Regions from separate parts of the Mus musculus genome. Here region 1 is linked to region 2. A link is a contact called in ENCODE Hi-C or POLR2A ChIA-PET data. All regions are on one chromosome and are shown on one strand. The core of a region is the stretch at or near the end of the contact, and the rest is flanking DNA. Distances in the headings are between cores, read along the strand shown. Region 1 overlaps Slc7a1 (solute carrier family 7 (cationic amino acid transporter, y+ system), member 1). Region 2 holds the start of Slc7a1 (solute carrier family 7 (cationic amino acid transporter, y+ system), member 1).

What was found. A loop is a pair of places that touch in the nucleus more often than their neighbours do. ChIA-PET counts read pairs that join two places held with the same protein, here RNA polymerase II (POLR2A).
Region 1: a map of heart shows a loop between it and region 2 (1.8-fold over the local background). The contact joins the enhancer-like site here to the promoter of Slc7a1 in region 2. A Hi-C loop is called at or near these places in 2 of 37 maps with a recorded cell type or tissue (heart and left cerebral cortex). POLR2A ChIA-PET finds 5 or more read pairs at or near these places in 4 of 5 experiments (Patski and embryonic stem cell).

The regions. Positions count from the first base shown.
Region 1 is chr5:148,359,766-148,363,370 of GRCm38, reverse strand. All of the region lies in intron 2 of Slc7a1 (solute carrier family 7 (cationic amino acid transporter, y+ system), member 1), which reads left to right. Among named protein-coding and RNA genes, the nearest start is that of Slc7a1, 38 kb to the left of the region's middle. Within about 2 kb of position 1,975, at least 1 of the 3 ENCODE cell types and tissues checked has a DNase peak (open chromatin) inside an H3K27ac peak, as active enhancers do; it is heart, where a contact is called at or near this core.
Region 2 is chr5:148,397,644-148,401,350 of GRCm38, reverse strand. It overlaps Slc7a1 (solute carrier family 7 (cationic amino acid transporter, y+ system), member 1), which reads left to right and starts at 1,447. Exons shown (of 13, transcript NM_007513.4): 1 at 1,447-1,622.

The sequences.
Region 1 (3,605 bases), core at 726-3,225, 39 kb after region 2:
AGAGGGGTATAGAGGCAGATAGAGCCATGCCATGAGGGCAGAGAAGGAGGGACAGAAAAGGGGGGGGGGCACGAACAAACACAAGAACTGGGGTGATGCCACTCCTGGTGGAGGCAGGTCATGGTGGCAGGTGATGACGTACGGCTGTTGCCGGGTCCCTAGGAGGAGCCTAGCAGAATGGCCTGTAAGCTAACATTGCCTCTTCTCCATCCACAGGGCAGGGTTTGTAGTATACAGCAGGCACTCAATAAGTACTTGTTGTGCAGGTGGTTGGATCTGAGCAGTTACTTGCTTTCTTCTTGCCATGGAGATAGAAGCACTGCGTGGCCAGGGCAGTGAGCGGCTCATCTTTTGTGGGATCTGAAATCCTACCATGACGATGGCCCATCATGGAGACCTTTTTTTTTTTTTTTTTTTTTTGGAGACAGGGCCTTATTATATAGTCCCGGATGGCCTGCAGCTCCATCCATATGTAGAGCGGGCTGGCCCCAGACTCAAAGGGATCAACTCAACTCTGCCTCTCAAGTGTTGGGATTAAAGTTTCGTGCCTCAATACTTGGCCAGAGACATATTTTTTGGTGTTACTATAGGTAGCGTTTTGTTTTGCTTTTTAAATTTCAGTTTTTATTTATTTATTTATTGCTAGTATCATATGTGTGTGTGTGTGTGTGTGTGTGTGTGTGTGTGTGTATAATGTATTGTGATCCATTTCCTTGAGGTGTAGGACTGGCGATCTGAGGCTTGTTGTCAAGGGGCCTGTCCCAGTATGGCAGCTTGCTCCGATGAACCAGTATGGAGGGGCTACAAACAAGATACAGCCCTGTATGGCTGACCTCCCTGCCGGAGTGACACCCAGCCCATCACTTTGCATATTCTCTGGGTTCCAAGGATGCTTCAAGCCATCCAAGTGGGTGTGGTGGACAACCTCTGGCTGTGTCAGGGTCTCTGGGCCCTGTGTGTGTGGTGGCTGGAGTACACAGCCTTACGGGGAGCATGGCGGCTTCGGCTACTCTTCGGAGTTTGGCTGTATAGAAGAATGTGTTCTAGACTCTTGAAGGACTTCTTCTTTGCTGTAGCAAGCAAGGCGACCTTGAAATAGGTTGTCAGGTGACAGGGGTGGGGGAGAGGGACTATGGTGGATCTTGCTTAAGACATAAGTTGAAATGTCTGCATTCAGCTTTTAGGCATTCTTTAAAAGGCTAGACGTGTAGCTCAGCAGTGGGCGTGTGTTGAGCTCATTCCATCCATCTCCAGGAACACACACACACACACACACACACACACACAGCCTTAAAAATAGTAGACAGGACCTATGGCCTTCTTCTCAGATGTACAACAGACTGTCAGGAAGAAGGAAGCAGATTCAGCTATTTGGGTCTAAAGCATTTGAGGCAGTGGGTCAAGTTCAGATCCTGGGGTGATGTGACCTTATCACATTAGAATAATTAAAGCAAGCAGTCGACACAGCCACTAACCTACATAACTAGAATTCACTGCTTGTGGCCACAGTGCTCTCCCACGGGGCAGTTAGCCTCATTCCTTTAGAATTACTCCAGCGTTCTGGGTGCCTTTCCTTCCCTCCACCTGTCCTGTGGGCTGCTTGGATCTTTGATCGTGCAGATAAACATTCCGGTCTCCAAAGACTTTTCTGTAACTGGACATTTTCTTTCTGTTCCTGCCTCCCAAGGTGTCCACCCATTTATATGCATGTTACACAGGAGGAAACCTTGTGGCAGGGACAAATATGACTACTCGTTTTAAAGATGAGGGCCTGAATGAGTATCTCAGATTATTAACACTTTCCTTCTGGAGCGAGCCTCTGAGATTCTGGCCGCCAGTGAACTGTGACTTGGAATAGACCAGGAAGACTGACCACAAAATGTGGCATTTCCTGTATAGGGATTACTTGTGCATGACCTCGTCTGCCTAGATAATACCCATGGCAACCAGGGGCGTGGGTTCTGTGTGCCTGAGGGCTCTTTGAAAAGTCAGAGCCAGAACTGTGTCACGTTCTGACATTTGTTTAAGCAAAGCTACCTTCGCCAATCAGATTAAAACACTGTACAAGAAGGTGCCAAAACCGGAGCCTATATACGCCCAGCCATGGAAGTCACCCTTGGCCAGCCTAGACCCCTTGAGATGTAGTTCCCCCCAGCCCTCCAGCTTCTCCTTGGCCTCTAACCAGCAGCGTGGTTTCAATTGTCCGTTGCCGCGTGTGCCAGCAGCAGCTGCAGGTGTGTGCTATTTCTACCCAGTACCTGCTGGAAAGTAAACTTCACCATGCCCCTTATAGTATACGTATGCAAAAATGTGTGATTGGAAATGCCCTACCTCTCACCCCACCCCCAATGCTCTCCACCTCTCTAAATTATTCCTTTTCCCCACATCTAATCTTTAGAGTTCATGTTGGCTCTTCCAGCATGAGTTAGAATGAAGCCCCAGAGAAAAATACCTGAAATCCCACCTGGTCTATTTTTTTTAAGCTGTTGGCTATATTTTTATAAAACCAATAAAAATGGTTCAATATTAATAATTCCACATTGTTCAACTTGATTCTATAGGAAAAGACTATTTCACCCAGTCCATTGTCACAGTGGCTGATAACATTTGAAGTTGTGCAGGTCCTGGGCGTGCCCCGGGGCCTGGTGTAGGGTGCACAAACATTTCCGGGTCAGTTGTAGGTGAATTTGTTTCTTTTCGCCTTTAATTTTGGAAATTTCCAGACAGACCCTCACGGAGACAGCGGAAAACATAACAAATCCCACGGACCTAATTACCACCATTTCCTATGTAGACACGAGGTGGGCCGACCTTGCAGGGAGCCTCTTATCTTCTTTATGCCCCTGTGCTGTTTGTTGGTTTCATTAGAGAGATTTTTCTCCCTCTAATTCAAAGGCATTGTGTGCTCAATATAGGTGGGAAGACAGTAAAAGTTCAGGAAATAAAAGAGCCCTATAGTCCTCTAAGAGAGGCCATGGTCTCAGTCACCCTGCCCTGAAAATTTTTCTTTCTTTCTTTCTTCCTTTCTTTCTTTCTTCCTTTCTTTCTTTCTTTCTTTCTTTCTTTCTTTCTTTCTTTCTTTCCTTCTTTCTTTCGGTTTTTCAAGACAGGGTTTCCCTGTGTATCCCTGGCTGTCCTGGAACTCACTCTGTAGACCAGGCTGGCTTCGAACTCAGAAACCCACCTGCCTCTGCCTCCCAAGTGCTGGGACTAAAGGCGTGGGCCACCACTCCCTGGCTGAAAATTCTTTATATACTGTTTTTGATACTTTTGCAGATATATAATATTTCCATCATCATGTTTAATCTCTCGGCCACGTCTAGAGTTCCCTCTACATATGTTTTCCAAGCCTGCTGTCTGTATGACCTCTAAAACCTTCCTACCACAGCCCTGGGTGGTTCAAGCAACTGAAATGACCCACTTTTACCTCCACCCTCTGGTTTCCTATAGTTCAAAGCCAGCAGCAGGGGGTGAGTAGTGAGTGTGTATATATGTGTGTGTGTGTGTTACTTTGAATCACTCCCTTTGTGTTAGGAGTGACCAGTTAAGTTGTCATTAAATGCGAGTCAGTCATCGTGTACTTGTGGATGTTGGGTGGAATGACA
Region 2 (3,707 bases), core at 198-2,697:
GTGCCGATTTGTGGAGGACACACAGTGAATAGCGTTCGAATTCGGAGTCAGATACTCATCTGGTGCTGAAGGCAAAGCTGGTGGGCGCTGAAAGATGGGAGGTTTCCCTCTGTGAGAAGGGGGCACCTGGTAAAGATTCAGGAGACCTCCCTACTAGATTGGCAGGAATCAGTTCATCACCGCATGATTGACACTTACTTCTGTTGGCTGTTGGAAAACAAAGCATGTTTGATGCCTTGTTATTATCACAAACGCTGTTAGAAGTGCTTTAATGTTATCTTACAAGTGTTAGAAGTGCTTTAGTGCTATCCACCTCCCTCTACGTATTCATTAAGACTTTTTGGCTGGGCAATATAAATTAATACATCGTTAGTTTAATTCTATGGGAGTATCAACAGCTGTGGCTGACAATGAATCCCTTTACTGATAAGGCACACTTGAGAACACACATAGCATCCACCTTCTCTTTTCTCTTTTTCTTTTCTTTTCCTTTCTTTTCTCTCTTTCTTCCTTTCTTTCTTTCTTTCTTTCTTTCTTTCTTTCTTTCTTTCTTTCTTCTTTCCTTCCTTCCTTCCTCTCTCTCTCTCTCTCTCTCTCTCTCTCTCTCTCTCTCTCTCTCTCTCTCTCTCTCTCTTTTTTTAACAGGATTTCTCTGTATAGCCCTGGCTGTCCTGAAACTCACTCTGTAGACCAGGCTGGCCTCAAACTCAGAAATCCACCTGCCTCTGCCTCCCAAGTGCTGGGACTAAAGGTGTGTGCCACCACTGCCGGGCTTCGATATAATTCTTTATAAAAACTTTTATCTTATGCATATTTATGGTTTACCTGTGTATGTCTGTGCATCACATTCAAGACTTACAGATTAGTTGTGAGCCCCCATGTGGGGAGTCAGAACTGGGTCCTCTGAAAGGGTTGTCAGTGTTAACCGCTGAGCCATCCCTCAGCCCTATAGACTGTAGTTCTCGATTTTGGAGCAGAGATCAGAAGGAACCCTGAAGACTAGATTTGGGTACTAAACTTGGGGAGAGTCCCGCGGGTGTGAACTGCCTGAACTGTTCTGTTGGCTATGTGGAGGAACTACCTTGTATCAAAGGGAGGCTTGCAGGTTCTGGGGCCCTTCCTGACCAAGGCGGAGGCTAAGGCGTTAGCTAGGGCACAGCCGTAAAGTAGTCCAATGTCAAAAGAAGATTTACAACTAAGTCCAAAAAAAAAAAAAGTCTTTAAAATGTGTCTTACATCCAGTTTGGAGCAAGAAACCTGGTCGTCAGCTGTCCGTGGCTCCCCAGGAGGGGGCTCGCACCCCTCAGCCTGTGCCATCAGCTCTGACTCAAGCTCAGTTGCGGCTGCGGAGGACCAAGGGCGCGCGCGGGAGGCGCCCAAACCGGCGGGGAAGCCCGGTCTCGGGTGTCCCCGCCCACAGGGGCGCGGCCGCGCGGCGCTGTCATTGGTGCCCTGGAAGCTGACGCGCAGCACTGGCCGTGGCCGTGGGGCCCGCGGAGGGCGGCGCGCGGCTGATGAAACCGGCTCGGATTCCGCCCGCGTGCGCCATCCCCTCAGCTAGCAGGTGTGAGAGGCTTTCTACCCGCGGTCTCCACACAGCTCAACATCTTGCCGCCTCCTCCGTGAGTACGCGATCCTTGTGATTGCCCAGGAAGCTCTGAAAGCCTGAGTCACCTCGGTGTGCGTGTGTGTCTGTGTGTGTGGCCTCGGGTGGCGTTTCAGGCAGGGCGAGGGTTCTTCTTATCCTCTCCATCTCCGGGGGATGGGTGCGTGGGGCGGGCACCAGTGTTCCGGTCGCCTCCTCCGAGTCCATCTTGGTCCTTTGCAGGCGCGGCGTGGTGCATGATGCAACAGCGGGAGGGAGTGAACACGGGCGACCCGGGTGACGCCCGCCACGCGTGGCGCCGTGTGTAGGCTCCACGTGGGCGCGGGGACCCATCTACGCAGGCTGCCCCGGGTGGCATCCGGAGTCACGGCAGTCTGGGAGACCTTCCCTTACATGGCGCGGTGCGCGGCACCCCGCCCCGCCACGCGGTCCCGGGCAGTGTCGTCAGCCGAGCCGCGCGCAGGATGGACTCTTGTCAGGTCTCGCAGGCATGACCCGAGACCTGAGATTCCTGTCCTCCGGGTCGCCTCATAGTCTCCAGAGGTCCCTTTGGAGGGACTCCCTCTTGGGTGGGTTTTCCTTGTGACCCGATTCGGCCTGCACAGACTGTTCTTCCAGATGGTGTGGAGTGGGAGGAAGTTCTTCCGGCTCCGTAGACAACCTGTGCTCCGTGTGTTTCTGTCCAGTGGAAGACTTCCTGGGCACGATCAGGTCACCAGCCAAGGGTGTCCGCAGAGCAGTCCAGTGTCGCTCGCTCCAGCCCACTGCTGTGTGGACTTGTGTGTTAAGATAGCCAGACATGTGCTGGGATAGGCAGACATGTGCTGGGATAGGCAGACATGTGCTGTCAGGAAAACAAAACAAACTAAAAAACTACATTTCCCAGCACCCACAGTTATACTCTCACGTGCAGGAGGACAGGGTTTCAACCATAGGTGTATTTCTTCTAAAGGTGAGTAAACTTTCACTAGAATCCGGAGCGTTATCTTCTGCGTTATCTTTTGGTTGACTGTCTTAGCTGTCATGGAGTCAGCTGGTAATTGGGATTTTTGTAACATTTCTTGCCCTTCATGTGTGGTTAAGATAATAGGAAACCTCGACACAGTCATCCCCCTGGTATTTTTAGTTGGTCTCAATGGAAATTATTATTTTGACTAGAGCACACCCTTCTGCCACTAAAACAAAAGGGCGTGACTCACGAGATCAGAATAGACATTTAGAGGGGGAAAGTCACCCCATGAATTGAAACAGCTCTGAAAAGTTTAGCGTTTTGAGATCATGTTTTACTTAAGGGTGAAATTTAGAGGGTATATAAGGGAGGGTGGGGGGGGGTGAATAAACCAAAGGAACTAGTTAAGTAGAGATAAGAGATACCCCAGTGGCTAGGGCTGAATCTCACAGCCCCAGGGCTCTTTCTTGGCCCATAATTACAGGTTTTAGATTATTATTATTATTTTTTAAAGGTATGAAGACAAGCTGGCTCCCTTCGGGATTTCTCTTCTAAGACACATGGTCATTATTATATTTGGTAGATCAGTTTCTCCCCACCCCCACCTCACCCTGTGCTCCACCCACAACCCAGCTTCACAACCAGCCTCAAACTTGCTACTTTGCAAAAGATGACCTTGATCCTTTTGCCTCCCACTGTGTCCCTGGGATTACAGGCATTTGCGCGGATCCCAGTTCATGCAGAGCTGGAGAGCGTACCCAGGGGTCTCCTGCACACTCAGCTGCAGGTTTGCACAGTGGGCACCTGACAGGCCGGGTTATTTTTTCTCAGGCCCCAGGACACTTTTTTTTTTTTTGGGGGGATGTAATTAAATGCATTTATTGCTGTTTAAGCCTGCATTCTTTTCATTAGACCCGCCCGGCAGAAATAAGTAACTACATACATGGTCGCATTATGCTCAGGAAATTATGCCTTTCTCCAGAGTTAGAAGTATTTACTAATCCTAGGGAGGAGTATGAAGAAGGAAGACATGGTTAGGGGAAGAAATACCCGGTAACCTGGTGCTTGTCTGGATATCTGTGCCATGTTACCTACAGGCATCTCCTGAAATGTCTTGGTATTTCATCTGGTTCTTAGTCATCACTCCAGGCA